2 separate regions of the Homo sapiens genome follow, and region 1 is linked to region 2. Evidence: read pairs that join two places in POLR2A ChIA-PET (ENCODE). Cell type or tissue: MCF 10A. All regions are shown on one strand. Each heading gives the region's core, and the rest is flanking DNA. Links, peaks and the distances in the headings are about the cores only.

Region 1 (11,441 bases), core at 3,442-11,441, 62 kb before region 2:
TTGGGCAGGGCTGGTCCCAGGGTCCGATGAGATGGGAGAGAGGGGTGATGGCGTCCCTTGGCAACTGGCGTGGCCTCCCCTCACAGATGGCTTCTGGGAGGCCCTGGGCGGGAAGGCTGCCTACCGCACATCCCCACGGCTGAAGGACAAGAAGATGGATGCCCATCCTCCTCGCCTCTTTGCCTGCTCCAACAAGATTGGACGTTTTGTGGTGAGCCCCTGCGGAGGTCACACCTCTGCTTTCCCCTCGGGAGGCGAGTTCCACAGGACTGGCCGGCAGCAGGGGCAGGAGAAACAGTTCTGATGGTGTGGCACAGAGGAAGGGGCCCCCTGCCAGCTGCAGCCAGCTGTGCCACTCCCTCAGGGGGCAGATAAAGGAAGGCCACCCAGGGGAGGGAAGACATCTCACTGATGCTCTTTCGTTCCTTCCCAGATCGAAGAGGTTCCTGGTGAGCTCATGCAGGAAGACCTGGCAACGGATGACGTCATGCTTCTGGACACCTGGGACCAGGTGGGTGAAGGACAGGTGAAGGCTCTCTGTGCCAGAGGGAGTGGGAGAAACTAGACTTCCAGTTCTATGATCAGTTGCTAGAAGGACCTAAAGGGGGCAGTGCCAGGTGTTGCCAGAAAAGTCTCTAAGGGTACTGGAAGTCACTTCTTCTTTCTGAGCTTCCATTTCCTCATCTGTAAACTGGGAGTGGCGGTACCTCCCTTGCAGATACACTCACCTTGAAAGCTGCAAAACGCCCTATAAAGGCAAATCACATGACCTTCATCATTCTCTCCCAGACCTTGCAGGAGCGTGAACTCTTCCTTTAAATCTGTTGGCAGAGGAAGTTGAACTTAGCAGCATCTTGTTTGCAGGCATAAACTGTCCAGTGTCACCTAGAGGCTCTAGAGGGCTCCTGCTTCTGGTTTGAGGGCTCTGGGCTCTGTCTCCACTTCATCTCCTAGAGAAGGCCATTATGTAGGACTTGGCAGGGGAAGATGCCATTCACTTACTCAACCAATATTAATTGGGCACTGCTTTGTGCCAGGTGCTTTATGTTTGAGATGCTGGGATAGAGCAATGAATAAAGTAGGCATTTTCCTGCTCTCCCAGGGCTTACGTTCTCACAGGGGTGTCAGGTCAGTCACCTTTCCTATCAAGGTGGCTTCTCCCAGAGTCCTCAGAGTTACGGAGCAGCTGGCCACGAAGGCATAAGACTCTACACTACCCACAGGGATGCTCGGAATCCCCAGTTGGAAGATCGGGACCAAAAATGATTGCAGCTTGAGCCATTCAGCAGTTGTCATTGATTGATCCATTGGCTACTTAATCTGTTTGTTCATCTGTTAGGGATTCAGTCAGCCAACATTTATTCAGCACCATGGTCTTGCAGGCAAAATGCTGAGTGCTGAGAATCCTATGATGAGCAAAATAGAATGCCTGCCTTCGAGGGGCTTCCACTTTAGTTGGGAACACATTTATAAATAAGTAAGAGAGGGCCAGACATGTTGGCTCACACTTGTAAACCCAGCACTTTGAGAGGCTGAGGTGGGCAGATCACTTGAGGTCAGGAGTTCAAGACCAGCCTGGCCAACATGGTGAAACCCCATCTCTACTAAAAATACAAAACAATTAGCCAGGCTTGGTGGTGGGTGCTTATAATCCCACCTACTTGGGAGGTCGAGGCAGAAGAATCACTTGAACCCAGGAGGCGGAGGTTGCAGTGAGCTGAGATCATGCCACTGCACTCCAGCCTGGGTGACAGAGTGAGACTCCGTCTCAAAAAAAAGTGAGAAAAATGAAGTCTGACATTTTATTGTCTAATGCCATTTTATCAATGATAGGTGCTCTTTGAAGTAATATTTTAGATATGCATAAAAATAGATGATACATAAAAATCAGCTAAATAATGTGTAATAGAACTTGTAACAAGACTCAAAATGGTGATAGTGGTGGGTGAGTTATTTTTATTCCAAGCCTTAGGCCCATTTTGACAAAGATGCACACAGACCGGCACATAGTAGACTCTCGGTGCATATTTGTTGGATAAATAAATGGGTGAGAATATGTTTGGCCACTCATTTGTTGAACGAGTGAATGCTGTTCAAGAGATAACTCATGGACCTTTAGAGAAGAATCTCAAACTCAATGCCTGATGGTACCTGGTTGGCAATGTTAGCGAATGAAGCAGGCTGGGCTGGGGAGACGTGAAGGAGCAGTGGAGTCTGAGGCAAACTAGAACTGCTCATCTCAAAGGGGCAGCTCCTGCGCAGCTTGACTCAAGTGAGGTTTGAAGGCCCAGGCTGCTAGATCCTCCAATTTTTAAAGAGAAGTTGGAAATCTAGATTTTTATGTCATAACGGTTTAAAAAGACATTGTTGGCTAACACAAGGTGGTGGGTGAGCAAACAAAACATGTTTGTAGGTTGCCAGTTTTCAACCTCTGTTCCAAATCCTTCCAGTCTTAGTTCATGGGCTCTGTTAGAAAGGGGAGGGCTTTGTCTGGTCTGATACCTGGCCCCTCCCCAGTCTTCCTCCAGCCGTGAATTTGATCAGCACTCCTCATGTACCTTTCCTGTTGCATCTCACCTCCAGGTCTTTGTCTGGGTTGGAAAGGATTCTCAAGAAGAAGAAAAGACAGAAGCCTTGACTTCTGGTGAGGACCCGAGTGCCTGGGGGCGGGGGGAGGGGTCCGTTGCTTGTGGGGTGCTGGGAGTGGCTCCTGTACAGGTCTGGGAATGAGCATCTTTCCAGGGGACTGATGGACAAGATAGGGTGGGGACTTCCTCCTCTGTGGGCCAGCCCCTCATAAATCCTGCCTGGGATAGTGAAGAACACATCAGTTCCTTCAGAAACCCTGAGGCTTCTCAAAGAAGGCTCTCCTCTGTTCCAGGAGAAGGAAGGGACAGATGAGAAGTCACTTCAAGTTCCCAGAATACTCAGAAGCTGAACTTGTCAAGGTTTAGATGTGGCAAAGCAGGCCAGGCATGGTGACTCATGCATGTAATCCCAGCATTTTGGGAGGCCAAGGCAGGAGGATCACTTGAGCCCAGGAGTTTGAAAGCAGCCCGGGCAACATAGTGAAACCTCATCTCTAGAAAAAATACAAAAAAATTAGCCAGGCGTGTTGGTGTACACCCGTGGTCCCAGCTACTCAGGAGGTTGAGGTCAGAGGATTGCTTGAGCCCAGGAGTTCACGGCTGCTGTGAGCCATGATCGCACCACTATACTGTAGCCTGGGTGACAGAATGAGATGGTGTCTCAAAATGAAAAAAAAAAAGAAAAAGATGTTGCAAAGCAGATTCTTGGCAGCTGAATAGATCTGATTTGTGAGCTGGGAACCCAAAAGTTGGTTCCCATATCTTCCAGTAGGGGACTGCAAGGGAAAGTAATAAGCTTTATGAAGCAGGAGATTAAGCCGTAGCCCTGTTCCTTCCTGTGTTCCTGAGCAGGGTGGTGGAGAGCCCACGTGGGTATCATGCCTTTAAAGGAGGATGGTGCCCAGGGCAGGGGGTGGGCAGTAGGGACAGTAGGACCATAGACCCTCTTCTTTGTCAACTCCTGTCCTGAGTCACCCTCTCCCTGGTGTGGGAGGCACTAAGAATTCCTGGGGTTTCCTTTTCTTGCACGTGTGTCTGCAGCTAAGCGGTACATCGAGACGGACCCAGCCAATCGGGATCGGCGGACGCCCATCACCGTGGTGAAGCAAGGCTTTGAGCCTCCCTCCTTTGTGGGCTGGTTCCTTGGCTGGGATGATGATTACTGGTCTGTGGACCCCTTGGACAGGGCCATGGCTGAGCTGGCTGCCTGAGGAGGGGCAGGGCCCACCCATGTCACCGGTCAGTGCCTTTTGGAACTGTCCTTCCCTCAAAGAGGCCTTAGAGCGAGCAGAGCAGCTCTGCTATGAGTGTGTGTGTGTGTGTGTGTTGTTTCTTTTTTTTTTTTTTACAGTATCCAAAAATAGCCCTGCAAAAATTCAGAGTCCTTGCAAAATTGTCTAAAATGTCAGTGTTTGGGAAATTAAATCCAATAAAAACATTTTGAAGTGTGTACTCTAGTGTGGCTCGTTTCCTTGTGCCCATCTGACAGTGAGAGCCGGCGTCTTCTCTGCCTGTGTCCCTGGTAATTCTGAGAATGGCCAGAGAGGTGCCTAGCATTTGCCTGTAAACTAGTAGAAAGGCTACATCCACCCTGTGCGTGAATCCTGGTGCCCTGAGAGGCGATGCCACAGTGAGTTGAGAGGTGTGTAGATTGTCCTGGGGGATACCTATGCTAAAGGAAATAAGGAGGGGCCGGGTACGGTGGCTCACACATGTAATCCCGACACTTTGGGAGACCGAGGCAGGCAGATCACCTGAGATCAGGAGTTCGAGACCAGCCTGGCCAACATGGTGAAAGCCTGCCTCTACTAAAAATAAAAAATTAGCCAGGCGTGGTGGCACATGCCTGTAATCCCACCTACTCGGGAGGCTGAGACAGGAGAATCTCTTGAACCCAGGAGGCGGATGTTGCAGTGAGCTGAGATTGCACCATTGCACTCCAGCCTGGGTGACAGAGCGAGATTCTGTCTCAAAAGAAAGGAAATAGGTGGGGAACCAAGGAAGACTGGGAGAGCCATCAGACCCTCGACGCAAGTCTGACCCTAGGTGGAGAAAAAAGGGAGAGAAGGTTGTGCGGAAGTGTCTTAGTGGTCATTTATTTAATCCAGGAAGATTTGGCAAAGCTTGTCGGCAGTCCCAAAGCCAAATTCAGTGTTCTTTTTAAATTTAATGGTATAGTCCCATTTTTGTTGTTTTTTATTGTGGCAAACTGTACGTAACACAGTATTTATTTTAACCACTTGTATGTATTTCAGTAACATTGCATATACAGTGTTATGTAGCCATCACCACTCTCTGTACCCAAAACTTTTTGATAATCCCCAATATAAATGCTCTGCCCATTAAATACCAATTCCCCATTCTTCCCTATTCGCCAGCCCCTGGTAACCTGTATTTTACTTTCAGTCTCAGAATTTGACTATTCCAGGGACCTCATATAAGTGGAATCATACAACATTTGTCCTCTGTGTGTGGCTTATTTCACTTAGCAGAATGTTTTCAAGACTCATCTGTGTTGTAGCATATATCAACTTTTCACTCCTTTTTGTGGCTGAGTAATATTCTACTGCATGTCTATACCACATCTGGTTTATTCAGCCATCAATGGACTCTTTGTTATTTGTGCCTTTTGGCTATTGTGCATAAGGCTGCTATGAACATGAGCATCTGTTCAATTCAAAGTGTTCTTGAGCCAGAGTCAAAGTCAGCCAGCAAAGGAATTGTGTGTCTCTTGTAAGCAGGCGTGCCTTATCTGCCCCCTGCACTCAGTCTTTGGGAGGCCTGGCCTTGGGACACATGTGGGATGAAGTTCAAAGCCAGCAGTCGGAGCCCTTATCAATTATATGCCCTGCAGTAGAAAGCGGGCAGGGTGCATCCTCATAGCTGCCACATCCTGTAGCAGCTGCTTGGACCTTCCCTGCTGCCTCTGTTTCCCACAGATTCATTCTGCTGCCCCAAAGCTATGTGGAGAAATAACTGCAGCAGCTGCCAGCACAAGAGCTGCCCCCGGATGCTCTCAAAGTTTGCGGTCTTCAGGGTATGGGAAAGGGACTCTTCTGTGCCTTCTTGGTCCCCTGGGTCCTGACTCTCCACTCATGCTCAGCATGTCACACAGTCCCTCTTGGATATTTCTATGTTGTTTCATAATCTTTTCTCCTGGGAGACTAAACCAGTCCAAGAAACCTGCTGGAGGACATTCCCCAGTCCTCCCGCTCTGTCCTTTTGGTCTCTTCTCACCTTGTTTTCCCCCCGTCTTGTTCTGTGTCACCTCCCACCACCACTCCATCCCCATTGAGTTATGATGTGAAAGCTCGCAAGCATATGACTGTAAAAGAACAGAAACCAGCATGAGGGCTTAAATGATGGGCAGGCTGTGTGTTTGTGTGTGTGTGTGTGTGTGTGTGTGTGTGTGTGTGTGTGTGTGTGTTTACACTGTTGTCTCCAAAGCTGGCTGATCACCCAAATTGCCCAGGGAACTTTTTAAAAGCATGGATTCCCCAAGGGCCATTCCTCCAGAGATTCTGATTCATCGCAGAAGTGTCGAGGGTAGTGGAGAAGAAATTTTCTGGATGAAACGTGGAGGGAAGATGAAGTCACTTTCAGGCAGAGGGTGCAGCTAGTACAGGCAGGGGGCTGTGAGGGGAACAGCGTGCTCAGGGACAGACAGCAGCCTGGAGTGGCAGGCCTCTGAGCTGAGAAGCAGGCTGGGGCTTTGAATGCCATACCAAGGGTTTGGACTTGATCCCATAACGCTTGCCTTGCCTACCCCCAAAGGTTTGCTTTCATGGTCAAAGCAATCAACTTGACAAAGTCCTGGTACAGAAGTGGCATTTACCACCCAAAGCTTCTAGGGCTTTCACGAGAGGCAGGTAGAGGCCTGTCTAGACAGAGCTAGCTTACTTCCTAGAAATTAGTGGGAGGTAAAATTTCAGGTAGACCTGCCCATTAATTCTTCATTTCAGTTTATACCAGCATTCAAGGGTATGGCTGTGGCCTCAAAAGAGAGTTGTGCAATGCTCTGAGAAAGAAAATAGCCTGGGGCCACTGAGATGCTGCCTTCTTATTTTTCTCTCAAAGGCAGAAAAGCCAATCAGGAGCACTATCACTTCAACCGCACATTTTATCTTTCTAAAGTTGCAGACGTCATCGTCTCCTACAATGGAAAAATCATCGTGAAATAATGAGACAGATGCCAGAGGGACAACGCTAGGCTTGGATCTTGTGTCCAATCTTGGGCAATTCAGTTGAACAGATATTTTGTACTTACTTTGTGCAAGGCATTATAGATATAATACTTAAACTTTTGGAGCCTCAAGTTACCCACCTGCAAAATGGTAATGTTGTATTAATACCTAGCTGGAGGTGGTATAATACAGTGGCTAATAGCTGGCTTTTGGAGTCAGACCTCAGTTCAAATCTAGCTCTACCACTCATTAGCAGTGTGATCTTAAGTTCTTTGCCATTTCCTTAGCTGAAAAATGAGAATAAGAACAGTGTCACCCCACTTAGAATTCTCATGAGGATTAAGGGAGGTAATGCTTAGCACAATGTCTGGCCTATAGTAAGTGCTCGAAAATGGTTAAAAATAATGAAAGCACCTAGGCCACAGCAGAACCTAGTATTCAACCACGGAGGCAAAGGCCCAATGTACTGTGGATCAGAAAGGATGTTTTTGGCTGTAAGCAGTGGAGGGCTAACTCAAACCAAATTAAACTGTAAGCACACTTATGTGCTCTCATACATAATCAGTTCAGAGTTGAGGGGGACTTCATGGTTGACTAAACGTAGTGGGCCTGAGTTTCCTGCTCATTCTCTTGGCCCTTGCTAGTCTGGTAGTAAAATATCTGTAGGTGTTCTGGTTGCTCCACACCCATGAACAGCAATGCCCAGAGGAAAAGAGGACTGTTTCTAGAAAAGTTTTCAGAAAAGGGAGGAGGAACTGCTCCCAAGACCACGGAAAACCTTTCCTCAGGTCTCAAGAATCCATATTGGGTCACATAATCATTCCTGATGGAATCATGGGCTAGAAGGATGGAATTATTCATAGGCCAGTTAGGTTCATCCTAGCAGGTGGGGGTGAATTCTTCTCCTGAGGTCAGAGCGCTCAGGGGGAGGTATCTGAACAAAGTCATGGCTCCTAGGAAGGAGGGAGGAGATAAATGGATGCTGGGTAGACCGCCATTTTGTTGGAGACTTCTGGGGGCCAGATGCGGAAAATTAAAAGTAATGGCTCCTTACAGTTCTGTGGCATCCAGTAATTAATTTTCAGACTGTTCAATTTCCAGTCATTTTCCCCCGGAATCTTTTAGGGAAGATTTGCAGCCTGCATTATGATTACTATGTTTCTAGAGTTTATTGTAAAACCACAGTTTTAACAGCGGCTTCAATTTCCTTTCTCACTAAACTCTTCTGGCTACAGGGTAGATTGAAAGGGGCTGTATCCTATTAGCCAGTGTGACTGGTTTAGGCAAATCCTAGCTTGATCTGAGCCTGGGTCTGCTGTAGACCTGATGTTAACAACATCACAGGAAGAGATCATCACTAATATCCCCGGAGATTTTCCTGTGGCCTGGTCAACACAGCCAAATGAGATTATGCATGGACATGAAAAAAGCTGTGTAAAGTGTCTTGCACAGTGCTGGCATTCAACCGTGGTTCCTTTTGCCTTCTTCTTGGTTCCTATAAAGTAAAAACTCTTCAGGTAACTGCATAGCTGTGTAGTTGGATCTTAGACATGATCTAGCCCAGGATTTCTTAAGTCTTTGGATAGGTTTGGGAGTGGGGCCAGTGTACCCCCAAAGCATCCAAATTTGTGTTGTGCACACTATGTGCAGTTTTCAGACGAAGCTCTGTAGCTTCCAACACATTCTCAAAAGGTCTGAGACCCAAACAGCTGGACTATAATCTCCCTGTTTTACAGGTGAGGAAAATGAGGCTGAGAGAACATATGACTTATCCAAGGTCACATTATAAAGTGGATGCTATAGCAAGGAAAGCACTCCAGAGCAGTGATTTTCAAACAGAAATATGTAGAATTCTATGAGGTGCTTCTGTGATTTTGTAAATATTAGATTCAAATTCCATGTTTAAAGTGGTAATAAAAACAGACAAGCAAAATGGAGAAATCGAATGTAGACTCTGAATATAAGATTGGAACTCTTTCGTAACTCTAATATTGTTTTTCAAAACAGCCTCATTGTTCTCATTGAGTTACTTTATATTCAGTAAATGTTATAAATGTGAACTCAAGAATTTATCCTGGCAAAAGACACCGTAAACCTTTTACTGATGCAGTTACCTTTGAAAAAAGGGGTTTGCTGCTGAAAGTAAGAGGAAGAGGCACTTGATTCACTATTTACTAGCCAAGTAACTGTGAGAGCAGGTTTGTGAGTATCACAAGAAATGATATATTTTAAAATGCTACATAAGCTGAGAGTCTATGGAACACTGGTTTCCTCCTGCTCAGGACAGTGTGTTATGACATTTGTGGTTACAAATGCCCAATCGGGCCGGGTGCAGTGGCTCACACATGTAATCCCAGCACTTTGGGAGGCCGAGGTGGGCAGATCACCTGAGGTCAGGAGTTCGAGACCAGCCTGGCCAACATGGTGAAACCCCATCTCTACTAAAAATAAAAATACAAAAATTAGCCGGGCGTGGTGGCATGCGCCTGTAGTCCCAGCTACTCAGGAGGCTGAGGCAGGAGAATCGCTTGAACCCAGGAGGCAGAGGTTGCAGTGAGCCAAGATCACGCCATTACACTCCAGCCTGGATGACAAGAGCGAGACTCCATCTCAAAGAAAAAAAAAAAACAAACAAATGCCCAATTGACTCTCCTCTTTTTATAGTGAACTTTGGCTGAATTGGATGGCCCAAAACAAAAGTTTAAGTTTAGGGCCCAGTTAGGTGTGAATGTAAAGACAAATGAACTTTGATAGTCTTGGGAAAAGTTGTGATCTATCTACAAAATGGTGGTGGTGGTGTGTGGATGGGGGCACTAGAGGCAGGCAGTGTCACACGAAGATACACTGATACACCTCACAAATCTTTGGCATTAGACAGATCTGGGTTTGAATCCCAGCTCTGTTTCTTTCCGACCATGTGACTTTGGCTGTTTTAACCTTTGAGCCTTCAGTGTCCTCATCTACAAAATGGTGATAATAAAGTGTCTATCAAACCATTTTGAGATAAAATGATAGAATGTACATACACGTATTTGTGCACAGAGCTGAGTGACTGGTGCTCCCAAATGGTAGCCACTAATTCAAGACAGTTCTGTCAGATGTTGCAGGTAAAACACATTGGTTTTTTATCATTATTTGTTTCTTTTTAAGTAAAGGCTATGTCTATGTGATTAACTGGGTGACAGCAAGAAGTGGGTTCCTGTCCTGTTTGGAGGAAGGCAAAAGAAAATGAAGTCAGTTAAAGCTTTGTGGTGGTGGTGGAGGGTGTGTGTGGATCTTGAAACTCCCCAGGGAAAATGTGTGGGCCAGTGCACCAGAGGGTGCCTGGACCTGGGAGACAGCAGATGGCCCACAGCAGCCTGTCCCCTTCCCCTGGCCCACAAAGCACACGAAGAAGCCAACCAGCCAGCTCAGAACCGGAGGATCTAATGTACTACTTCTGAAAACGGAAATCCACAGACATTCAATACAGGCCGAAACAGACTCTCACCCCAAAAATATTAGTGAAAGTGCATACACTTTATTATGTACATTGTTGGAAAGGGAGGCCACCTGGAGAAACTTCTGCACTGGCACTGTGTTCCTAGAGCTCCTTCTATGCGTCCCTCCCAAGTGATTTAATTTCAGCTGATTGGACTACGAATTCACAAGGCAGAAAAGTCAAGGTCATTTGGTATCTGGAGACAGGAGAACTCAAGGAACCAAAAGCACTGTTACTCTAAGTCTCAGAAAAGGTTTTCAGTCAGGATATGGAGGCTCCTGGTCCTCAAGGGTGAACCACTTCACACAACAGATAAAACCATCATTTTAAAATTCAAAATGTAAGTGCAACTTGAGTTTAAGTTGCACTGCTCCATACCTCTAATAAACTCAGCTAGGAGCCAGGATACATGGTAGTTCAAGGCTTCCTAAAATAAGCTTGAAATTGGGGTACAGGGGAAGGGACATCCATTGGCTGGATGGACAGAGTGGTTGAGCTAAAGAGAGCTATAAAGGCTCGTGCTGGGAAAGAAAGCTGTTATGCTTAGACTTCTCTAGGTGAACTCAGAGTCTCAAAGAGGAAATGTTACAAATGTCACCCGCCAGCTTTCTGGCCAGTAAGCAGAATGCCAGGTTGCTCAGATTCACAGACATTTGCAAAACAGAAGATGTCTCCTAATATTATAGACTAAGAATTTGTTGTCCAGAGGAGCTGACCAGTTCCTCTTTCAGCATCAATATACATGATAGAAGAATGACTAGGTAAATTTAAAAAGACCTACATCTATATAGATATTGTAAGTTTGACAGTATCTGCCCAAGATCATTAGACACTATATAGTCAATATACTGTGAATTCCTTATACTATGTAATGAATGGGTTTGTAATCAACATATTTCACAGTGTACCACAGTTAACAGCATGCAGATAGTAAAATATAATGGTTTCCTGAAGTTATCTCTTAAAAAAGTATTTTAGTCCTTCAGCTATTCAAATAGATATATAACAATTGCATATAGAACGTAGAGAAAATTTTATTAAAAAATTAAAACTATTTAAAACCTGATATATGAAAATAGGCAACAGTGAGAAAAAAGCACTTTTGTGACAAATATTTAGCTGGTTTGAAAGACAGAACAAGGAGGAATCATTTACTCATAAAGAAGGCTCAAATAAGTTAAAACATGG
Region 2 (12,066 bases), core at 1,813-9,812:
AGGTCATTTACTGGAGGCTAGGGCCTCTACGGACCTGTGTGATGAGAACTGGAGCTGCTGAGGAGATGCAGTCACTGCCAGAGAAGTGACTGAGTTAGAAGAGGAAGGGGGAGAAATGTGCTGGTTTATTCCTTCCCTCCTCATCCTCCAATCTTTGAGAAACCAGCTGATATGAGTCTGGGAATCGCAGTCAATGGATCAACCCCTTGCGATACAAAACAGAGCAGGGAAGGGCAAGGAATGCATTTGAGGACAAATGGATTCAGAATCCATATTGTTCACCCCTTCTGCTACTCAGCATTCAAGTTCACCCTTCTACCCATGTTTAATACCATCATACTTCTGTCTGTCATACAAACAAGAGGAGAGACACCAAGTCCCATCAATCATTGTATCCATCTCAAGTTTGGGATCTACTGGTGATCCTCATTCCTTCCCATCAGGTCTGGATGTGTCTTTTTGTGGCCTGGTGACCTACGAACTAAATTGTAAATTAAGCAACCACTGACACTTTCCATGCAAAACTGTGGGGGAAGGGGAAGGGGAAGGGGACAAAATAGAAATCGTTGGTTAATAGATACATAACAAATACACGTGAATGCTACAATTCTTGTTGCTATAAAAAGTCGCAAGGATGAAGTTGATTTTTATCATTTCCTTTTTCTACCACTTATTCCATATTTCCTTTGCTTTTAGCTAGGACTGCAAATGGTTTGGGTTCTTTACTTGCAGGATGATTGTATCAGTCAGGATAAAGCCAGAACAACAGAAACCACACTTGGTATTTCAACAGAGATAATTTAACATAAGGAATTGGCTACGGAGTTTTGGGGAACCAAAAAAGCAAAAAAAAAAAAAAAAAAAACCAAAAAAACAGGTCGGGGCAGATATTGAACATAGATATAGTAACTATAGGAAGAAGCTACCACTCCTATGGCTGAGGACACAAAAGGAAGTTTGCACCAAAGGAAACTTAAAGGAGAGGCATCTCAGACTTCTGAGGAGGGGCCACTGCCTAACTCTTGCTGGCTCATTGATGAGACATGTTGAGGCTGGTTCTAGGAATGCCAAAAAAAAGTTGAGTGTTAGAAATGATAGCCACTTGTCAGGAAGGAAGCATATCCTGTCTCACTCCTTCTGCCTTGAAGAACTAACAGGAAGCCAACTGGCAAAGTAGAAATATAGCTCTCATAGTCCCAGCCCCGTGGTCATAAAGAAGAGTATAAATGTGTGAGTTTGGACTGAGAGAAAATGGCATAACAACTGGGACAGCTCATTACTTTGCTTACTCAATATTCATGCACAACTTTCTCTGTATATTTGAGCTTCTCATATAGCAATTTAAAAATGGCAGCTTTTTCTTTAACAAGATACAGCTACCCTTTGTAGAAATTGACACTCTTGGCCGGGCACAGAGACTCACGCCTGTAATCCCAGAACTTTGGGAGGCCGAGGCAGGTGGATCGCTTGAGCCCAGAAGTTCAAGACCAGTCTGGGCAACATGATGAAACCCCATCTCTACTAAAAATAAAAAAAATAGCTGAGCATGGTGGCACATGCCTGTAATCCCAGCTACTCAGGAGGCTGTGGCACGAGAATAGCTTGAACCTGGGGGGTGGAGGTTGCAGTGAGTGGAGATTGTGCCATTGCACTCCAGCCTGGGTGACAGAACAAGACTCGGTCTCAAAAAAGTAAATAAACATAAAAAAATAAATTGACACTCTCACCCTTTCCCCATAAACGGATGATCCCAAATTATATTAATCTCTGGATTATGTGTTAATTACTCCTCAATTCAGTAAAGTCCCTTATGAACCTTCTGTAACCTAAAGATGAAATTGTAAAGTTAACAATTGCCATTAATTTTTAAAATTACAGTGGGAAAGGAGAAGAAAAAAAGTTAATATATACAGAAATACATAAATACACACATATACATTAAGCAAGTAAGAAATAATGCTTAGTTATTAGTCTTTGTATCTGTCTAGTCATGAGCCTGTGGTTAGTGTCCCTTCCTCCCCAGCTCATTTCATGCTTCCTGTACTCTGAGCCAGTATATACCAAGTGGTGTGATCCAAACTGTCATTCCTGAAGGGTCTGAATTGTCAGTGGTCCTGTCTTTTCTTGGTTATCGTAGTTTACCATTAACTTTTACTGTCAGCGATGGGAATATAGGGGTGCCATGTTGCCATGAATGACAGCATCCCCATATATAGTCCTTCGTGGCCTCATTTTGTAGCAGCAACCCAATGTTTCTTTAGTTGTCAGGATCAATCACTCCAGCCAGTAATTCCCTTCTTTGCCCATTGGTTCAGTTGCATGTGGAGTCTAAAATGGCCATTTAGCTGTTAGAAATTCAATGGAAACTGTCTTGGGAATAAAGCAGAGTTCAAATTACGGGAAGCAGAATTCTGTGAAGAAGTATAACAGTGAGAGAAGCCACTTTCCCTTTTGCTCTTTGATTACGGACTTGTGTCTTGTGGCTTTGGGAGAAATAGTGCCATACATTGGTCAATGGCTCAAAGCATATGTTGTTCTTTGAAGACAGTCCCAGCCTTACAAAATGTTTCTCAGCTCATGTTGTAACTGAGTCTGTAGTAGGCCATTCCATTGTTATATCGGGCCAGATATTTCTAGATGGTGGGGTGTGCAGTAAGGCTAGTTATTTCCATGATTTGCAAACTCTAATTACACTTCTAAGATGTGTTCCTTAGAAGCTGTGTTGAGTAGGATACCATGATATTGAGTAAGGAATTATGTGGTAGTGTTGGCAGAAACACAATGGGCAGAAGAGGCAAATCTATACACAGAATAGTTGTCTATTCTAGCACAAACAAATGGCTTTCATTTCCATGATGGAAGGGGTGCTTTATAATCAACCTACCAACACAGAGTTGGCTGATCCCCTTGGGAAATGGTGCCATATTGGAGACTCACAGTTTAGATTCTGTTCTTGATAATTTGGGAACTCAACAGTGCCAACAGTCAGATTAGCTTGGTAAGGGGAAGTCCATTTTGTTGGGTCTGTGCTTCATTTCTGCCACTATGGCCATTTTGTACACAAGCCCATTAAAACAGAAGATGAGGAAAGGTGCTGACTGATAATCCCAGAACAAGTCACTTTGTTCACCCCTATTATTGAGGCCTCCTCTACAATGGATGTACCTTGGTAAGCACTCACACAAATTCCTTCACATTTAGTGCCCATTCTGAAAGATCTGTGCATGTGTCTCTTCTTCAGTCTTCCTTGTTATCAATCTTCCAGGCTTGTTCTTTTCAATTTCCTGACCAGGTGACCAAAGCATTATTCACTGTCCACAGATGAGTGTACATCTGTACCACAGGCCACCCCTCTTTCCTGGCTGAGGGGACTTCAAGGTATACTGCCAAAACTTCTGCCCTCTTGGAGGGTTTTCCTTCACCATTCCCCTTCAGTGGCATCTCTGAGGGAGTATACTGGTACTAGTGTAATGTGGACACACTTCTGTGAACCAGGCCCAAGTTGGTTTAAAAAATTTTTTAAATTTTTTATTTAAAAGATTTTAAATTGACACATAATAATTGTACGTATTTATGAGGTACATAGTTATGTTGTGATACATACAATGTATAGTGATCAGATCAGGGTAATTAGCATATCCATCACCTCAAACATTTATCATTTCTTTGTGTTGGGAACATTCAATATTCTTTTTCTAGCTATTTGAAACTATAAGATATTGTTAATTATAGTCATCCTATGGTGGCATAGAACACTATAACTTATTTCTCCTATCTATTTGTTTCCTTTAACAAAGCTCTATCTCCCTCTTCCCCCTACTCTTCTCAGCCTTTAGTATCCTTTGTTCTACTTTTTACTTCTATGAGATCAACTTTTTTTAGCTTCCACATGTGAGTGAGAACATGCAGTGTTTGACATTCTGTTCCTGGCTTATTTTGCTTAACGTAATGTCCTCCATTTCCATCCATGTTGCCCCGAATTACAGGATTTTATTCTTTATTATGGCTGAATAGTACTCCATTGTGTGTGTGTGCATATATATATATATATATACACATATATGTATATATATGTGTATATATATATGTATATATGTATATATATATGTGTATATATATATGTATATATATATATCATTGTGTGTGTATATAAATATATATATGTTTACCACATTTTTCTTATTCATCCATCTGTTGTTGCACACATAGGTTGATTCCTTATCTTGGCTCTCGTGAATAGTGCTGCAGTAAACATGGGCATGCAGGTTTCTTTTCAATATGTTGATTTCCTTTCCTTTGGATAAATACCCAGTAGAGGAATTTCAGTATCATACTGTGGCTCTATTTGTAGTTTTTTGAGGAACCTCCATACTGTTCTCCCTACTGGCTGTACTAGTTTATATTCCCACCAAGTGTATGAGAGTTCCCTTCTCTCTGCATCCTTGCCAGCACTTTTTTTTTTTTTTTTGTATTTTTGATAATAGCCAGCCTGACTTGGATGAGATGTTATATCATTGTGGTTGTGATTTACATTTCCCTGATAATTAGTGATATTGAGCATTTTTTCATATACCTTTTGGTCATTTGCATTTGAAAAATGTCTGTTCAGATCACTTGCCCATTTTTAATCATATTGTTTGTTTGCTGTTGAGATATTTGCGTTCTTGTGTATTCTGGATATCAATCCCTGGTCAGATGAGTAGTTTGCAGATATTTTCTCCCATTCTGTAAGTTGTCTTTTCACTGTGTTGATTGTTTTCTTTGCTGTGCAGAAGCTTTTTAGTTTGATATAATCCCATTTATTTTTGCATTTGTTGCCTGTGCTTTTGAGGTCTTATTCATAAAGTCTTTTCCCAGAGCAATGTCCTGAAGCATTTCCCCTAAAATCTTTCTTCTAGTACTTTTATAGTTTTGGGTTTTATATTTAGGTCTTTGATCCCTTTTTAGTTGATTTTTGTGTATGGTGAGAGATAGGGGTCTAGTTTCATTCTTCTGCGTATAGATATTCAGTTTTCCCAGCACTATTTATTTATTTATTTATTTATTTATTTATTTATTTATTTGAGACAGGGTCTTGCTTTATCACCCAGACTGGAATGCAATGGTGCAATCATGGCTTACTGCAGCCTCAACTTCCCAGGCTCAAGTGATCCTCCCACCTCAGCCTCCCAAGTCACTGGGACTATTGGTGCATGCCACTGCACCTGGCTGTTTTAAAAAAATATATTTTGTGTGTTTGTAGAGAGGGGTCTCCCTTTGTTGCCCAGGCTGGTCTTGAACTTCTGGGCTCAAGCAATCTTCCCTGCTCATCCTCCCAAAGTGTTGTGATTACAGGCATGAGCCATCGTGCCTGGCCCAGCACTGTTTATTGAAGAGATTGTCCTTTCCCCAATGTATGTTCTTGGTCCCTTTGCCAAAAATCAGTTGGCTGTAGATACATAGATTAATTTCTGGGTTCTCTATTCTGTCTCATTGGTCTATGTGTCTGTTTTTATGTCAGTGCCATGCTGTTTTGATTACTATGGCTTTGTGGTATATTTTGAAGTCAGGTAGTATGATGCCTCCAGCTTTGTTTTCTGGCTTGGGTTTGCCTTGGCTATTCAAGATCTTTCGTGGTCCTGTATAAATTTTAGGATTTTTTTGTTTTTATGAAGAATGTCATTGGTATTTTGACAGGGATAAGGCCCAAGTGTATTTTCCCCCTCTTTCAACAGGCCATAAGGAGCTCCCCATGAAACCACAAGTGCTGGTTGAGGGAGAGGCCAAAAGGCATCAGAAGTAAGTGCTGTGGGGGTCTGGGCCACCTGCTCGTGTAACTTGCTTGTGCTCTGAGCTTGCTTGAGTCTGATCTTGTACATACTATGTCTATTTGATAATGGATTGCTGCTGCACATTATTATAGCTAGGTCTTGTTCATAATGGGCAAGTTATGTCATGTAATTGTTAGGTCATGTAATAGGAATTCCATGGTTAAACAGTTTTTACCAGGGCGTAATAGTGAGCTATGAGCTGCTTCTTTAAGGGGGCAGAGGAGTGTATGGTTCTGTTAGCTAGCTATGTGTTGTGTCATTTTCCTGTTGAGGCTTGCGTGAGGAGCCATGCAGCACTCTTACCACAGACACTTGGAGCACCACTGGATAGACAGACTGGAATGACACTGCCTCGACCCACTGTAGAGCCTTCTCTTGCTTCAGGCACCATTCAGAAGTAGCAGCCTTACAAGTTACTTGGTGTAACCGGATCAGAGCAGAGCATCCACTTGTGGTTTGTGTTGCCTACAAAATCTAAAGAGGCCGAGGACTGGCACAATAATCCTGAACTTGGAAAACAAAGACTGCATAACATTACCTATTGATATAGCGGCCAGATGTGACTTTGGTTGTTTTCCCTTCATATGTGGTTGTATACAAAATAGTACATTTTGTTAAGTAGGAACTTTTTTGGACTTGTATTATGGTAAGAAACATGTATGTGTGTCCTCCTGTAGGCTGTCTGAATATTTCTTTCTGGTCTACATAGCATCTCTTGGTCTGGGCAAACTTCCCTTCCCAATTTAGGTGGTTCTGATGAGTAAAGGTAAATTACCAGATAGCAAAGCAAGAGGGCATTCTAGAAAATAAGATCAGTGGAAGCAAAGGCCTATGGGCATTGTGGGTTCTGGAAGCAGTAATTAGTTCAGTTGAGTAGTAAGTAGCACTAGGGGTGAAGAGTATGAAGAGTGGAGTGGTGGGAGATAAAACGGGAAATGTTAGGTAGGGCTATACTGGAAGGAGCTTTATGTACCATATGAAGAAAGTGGACAAAATCCTATGCTGAGGGAAAAGTAGTGATTTTTTTTTTACAGGACTGTGATGTGATCACATCACATTGATATGAAAGATATTCCATGAGGGAGAATTTGAGATGAGCAATACTAGGGGTAGAGCTATTATTTAAGATTACCTAGTAATTCTGAATAAAATGATGAGACATGAGCTAAGTAAGGTAGTGTGAATTAGAGGAGAAAATGAATTTAAATGATACATAGGAAGTGGAATTGACAGACTTGGTGGCTGACTATGTGGAGTGGGAAGAGAGAACAGGAATTTATGTATGTGGTTAAAAATTATATACTTGTATGAAACAATCTGGTTTGAGCTTGAGTGGGGTTCAGAGAGATCTGGGCCTAGTGTAGAGTGACCAGCTGTTCTGGTTTATCCAAGATTAAGGGATTTCGATTTCCTGGGATGTGAGACTTCCAATGCTAAAACTGTGAAAGTCCCCAGCAAACCAGGACAAATTGGTCATGCTAGCCTAATATGAATGGGCGGACAGATTAGTGACAGGAGCTTATCGGCATAAGCACTGAAACACCTTCTGGGATAACCATGACCTGGCAAGAGAGCCTTTAGTGGTGCAAAGAAATGGTGATCCTTGATAATGCATGGTAGTTGCTATTCAAATCTACCTCCCAATGGATCCAATCTGGGGTCCCACGGAGAAAGGAGGCTGGAAGTAAAATACGAAAGAACTGTTTCACTAATCTGTGACCCCGTTTAACAGAGTGTAACTCAGAGAGGACAGATTCTTTCTCACCGTGGACTACCCCACAGCTCTGGAAACCTGAGGGCTTTAGTACATTGGGAGATTCAGTTAAATACAGGTTGGGGGAGTTCCAAGGGATGGAGAGGGTGGGGAAAGGGAGAAGGAGGAACTGGTAACCTGTACTGGTACAAGAAAAACTAAAATACTTAGCAGAACAGAATAACATCTGTGCAGTGGGGTATAAGTCAGTGAAATATGAGTTATTACAGCACAGGTGACATCAGCAGGCTTTTCTTGAAGCAATTCCTTTCAGAAGGAAAGAATGTGTTGATTACTTTCTTTGTTATGTTGCGCCATCTACTGGTAACTCTCATGTACTTTTTTCCTAGTTAGATGTTTAAAAGAAGACAGATGAATTAAAAACTTGAGAACTGTTTCCAAAGTCGTCATTTATTCGTTCGTTCGTTCATTCATTCATTCATTCATTCACTTCACAAATACTGAGTGAGTATGTATACCTTCTATATTGCAGTTACATTTCTAGGCATTGGGGTTACAGCTGTGAACAAAACTGAAAGAACCCTGAACTCATGGAAGCTTACTTTGATGAAAGAGTACATTTCATTTTTTTCCCATGTGAATGTTCTGTTTTCAAAGCACCATTTACTGAAAAGATTATTTTTTTTTCTTTAGGACTCTGCAGTGCCGTTACTGTTATATATGAAGTGTCCATTTATATGTGAGTCATTGCCTATCTTGGTTATGCTCCATTGATTTATTTGTCAATTTCTGTGACAATATCATATTGTCTTTATCATTTTACTTTATAATCATTGTTAATATTTAGTACATCAAGAACTCCCACCTCATTTTTTAAAAGAATGTTTTGGATAGTCTTGGCCTTTAAATTTTCCATAAAGTTTAAAATCAGTCTGTCAAATTCTGTCAAAAAAAAAAAAACCCTCCTGGGAATATTTATTGGGATTGAACTGAATCATTAAATCATTTTAGAGTGAACTGATATTTTTATACTATTGAGCCTTCCAATCACGATTTACTTCAGTTTTCCTTAGTGTCTTTCAATAGACATAAAAGTCTTATATATCTTTTGGTACACTTATTTGTAGATACTTGATTTTTTTAGGCTAAAAAGGCATCTTTAAAAAATCATTTGCTAACAATTATGGCTGGTGTTTGGAAATGTAACTACTTTTGTCATATTGATTATTCATCTAGGGATTTTGCTAAATGCTCTTATAATTCAAATAAATCTCTTTTTCCTACATATACAATTTATCATTTGTAGATAATTATACCATTAATTTGTTTTTCTTATCCTTCATGTACTAGTTAGAAGCTCTAGTACAACACAGAATAGAAATGGTGATATTAGGCACCCTTTAATTGTTCCTGACTTTACAGGAAAAGCTTTTGACATAAAACATTACTTTTCTTTGGTTTTCTACAGATACTTTTTATTAGATTAAGAACTTTCATTCTATTTCTTTTTTCTTAAGTGTTTAAAAATCTTGAATGGATATTAAGTTTTATCAAATGCTTTAGAAATTTTGCATCTATGTAGAAATACTGTAACTTTTTTTCTGCTTGAATCTCTTAATGTGGTGAAGAACTGGTACCAATTCTACTGAAACTATTCAAAAAATTTGAGGAGGAAGGACTCCTCTCCAACTCATTCTATAAAGCCAGCATCACCCTGATACCAAAATCTGGCAAAGACATAATGATAAAAGAAAGCTACAGGCCAATATCTCTGATGAATGTATGTGCAAAAATCCTCAACAAAATACTAGCAAACTGAATCCGAAGCACATTAAAAAGTTAATTCATCATGATCAAGTTGGTTTCATTCCTGGGATGCAAGGTTGGTTCAACATACACAAATCAATAAATGTGATTCACCACATAAACAGAATTAAAAACAAAAACCATATGATCATCTCAATAGACACAGAAAAAGCTTTTTATAAAATTCAACATCCCATCATGATAAAAGCCCTCTAAAAAATAGTCACCAAAGGAACATACCTCAAAATAAGAGCCATCTATGATAAACCAGCTAACATCATACTGAAGGGGCAAAAATTGGAAGCATTCCCCTGGAGAATTGGAACAAGACAAGAATGCCCACTCTCACCACTCCTATTCAACATGGTAATGAAAGTCCTTGACACAGCAATCAGGTGAAAGAAAGAAATAAAAGACATCCAAATAGGAAAAGAAGAAGATAGTTTGACTTCTTCTTTGCTGATGATAGGAATCTATACATAGAAAACCCTAAAAACTGCCAAAAGTCTCCTAGAACTGATAAACAACTTCAGCAAAATTTCCAGATACAAAATCAATATACAAAAATCAGTAACATTTCTATACACCAATAACATTCAAGCTGAGAGCCAAACCAAGAATGCAATCCCATTTACAATAGCTGCAAAAAACAAACAAACAAAAACCTAGGAATACAAGTAATGATGGAGGTGAAAGATCTCTCCACGAACTACAAAATACTGCTGAAAAAAACCATACGTGGTACAAACAAATGGAAAAACAGTCCATGCTCATGGATTAGAAGAATCAATATTGTTAAAATGGCTAAAAGCAATCTACAGATTGAATGCTATTCTTATCAAGCTACCAACATTATTTTCCACAGAAGTAGAAAAAACTATTCTAAAATTCATATGGAACCAAAAAAGAGTACAGATAGCCAAAGCAATCCTAAGCAAAAAGAACAAAGCTGGAGGCATCACATTAGCAACTTCAAACTATACTACAAGGCTACAGTATCAAAACAACATGGTACTGGGACAAAAACAGATGCACAGACCAATGGAACAGAATAGAGAACCCAGAAGTAAAGCCACACATCTACAACCACCTGATCTTTAACAAAGTCATCAAAAATAAACAATGGGGAAAGGACTCTCTATTCAATAAATGGTGCTGGGATAACTGGCTAGCCATATGCAGAAGACTGAAACTGGACCCCTACCTTTCACCAAATACAAAAGTTAACTCAAGATGAATTAAATATTTAAATGTAAGACCTCAAACTATAAGAATCATAGAAGAAAACCTAAGAAACCTATTCTGGACATCAGCCTTGGGAAATAATTCATAACTGAGTCCTCAAAAGCAATTGCAACGGAAACAAATTGACCAGTGGTACCTAATTAAAGTAACAAGCTTCCAATTAAAGCTACCAATTAAAGTAACTATCAACAGAGTAAACAGCCTACAGAATAGGAGAAAATGTTTGCAAACTATGCATCTGACAAAAGTCTGATATCTAGAGCTATAAGGAACCTAAACAAATCAGCAAGCAAAAAACCAATAACCCCATTTAAAAAATGAGCAAAAGACATGAACAGACACTTCCCAAAAGAAGACCTGCAAGTGGGCAACAAATACATGAAAAAATGCTCCACATCGCTAATTGTCAGAGAAATGCAAATCAAAACCATAATGAGATACCATCTCATATCAGTTAGAATGGCTATTATTATTATTATTTTATTTTTATTATATTTTAGATGGAATCTCGCTCTGTTGCCAGGCTGGAGTGCAGTGGCACAACCTCAGCTCACTGCAACCTCTGCCTCCTGGGTTCAAGTGATTCTCCTGCCTCAGCCACCATGCCCACCTAATTTTTGTATTTTTAGTAGAGATGGGGTTTCACCATGTTGGCCAGGATGTCTCCATCTCTTGACCTCGTGATCCACACGCCTCAGCCTCTCGAAGTGCTGGGATTACAGTTGTGAGCCACTGCGCCGGGCTGGCTATTATTAAAAAATAAAAATAAATAGATGCTGGTAAGCCTGCAGAGAAAAGGGAAACTTATACACTTTTGGTGGGAATGTAAATTAGTTCAGCTACTGTGGAAAGCTGTTTTTTGAGTTGTGTGAGTTCTTTACATATTCTACATACCTAACTCATCAGGTAAATTATTTGCAAAAGTTTTCTCCCATTTTATGGGTTGTCTTTCCACTTTGTTGTTAGTATTCTTTGATACACTAAAGTTTTGTATTTTGATGAATTCTAATTTATTTTTTTCTTTTGATTGTGCTTTTGGTGTCATATCTAAGAAACCATTCCCAGCTGTGCATGGTAGTGTGCGCCTGTTGTCCCAGTTACTTGGGAGGCTGAGGCGGGAGGATCCCTTGAGCCCAGGAGTTTGAGGTTTTAATACTGTACTGTAGTGAAACAGTGTATTATAGTGAAACAGCATAGTGAAACTTTGTCTCTAAAAAAAAAAAATTCTTTTTAAAGAAATAAATCTTTGCTAAATCCAAGATAATCATTTATTCCTATATTTTCTTCTAAGAGTTTCATAGTTTTAGCTCTTATGTTTAGATTTTTTATCCATTGTGAGTTAACTTTTGTAAATGGTCTGAGGTAAGGGCCTAGCGTTATTTTGTGGGACAGTTTTCTTCTTGTGTCATTTGTAATTTTATATTTTTCTAAAATAATTTCTATTTCATCCATATATTCAAATTTATTAAAGTTGCTTATAATATGCTTTGT

What was found. Peaks named below come from ENCODE experiments on the same cell type or tissue, not always from the same donor. Only the 100,000 strongest peaks of a DNase experiment are listed, where the experiment ranks them.
Region 1: POLR2A ChIA-PET joins it to region 2 with 13 read pairs; 8 of 35 experiments call an interaction of 5 or more read pairs at or near these places.

What each region holds. Positions count from the first base shown.
Region 1 is chr9:121,328,805-121,340,245 of GRCh38, forward strand. It overlaps GSN (gelsolin), which reads left to right. Exons shown (of 18, transcript NM_198252.3): 15 at 87-211; 16 at 434-511; 17 at 2,584-2,644; 18 at 3,630-4,038. The coding sequence ends at 3,799. It overlaps STOM (stomatin), which reads right to left. Exons shown (of 7, transcript NM_004099.6): 7 at 10,183-11,441. Among named protein-coding and RNA genes, the nearest start is that of STOM, 36 kb to the right of the region's middle. In MCF 10A, for the core only: no CTCF peak of the experiment used is centred there; a DNase peak (open chromatin) is centred at 6,617.
Region 2 is chr9:121,392,449-121,404,514 of GRCh38, forward strand. All of the region lies in intron 3 of LOC102723324 (a long non-coding RNA gene), which reads left to right. Among named protein-coding and RNA genes, the nearest start is that of STOM, 28 kb to the left of the region's middle. In MCF 10A, for the core only: a CTCF peak has its summit at 7,875 (motif pointing left); DNase peaks (open chromatin) are centred at 6,073 and 7,853.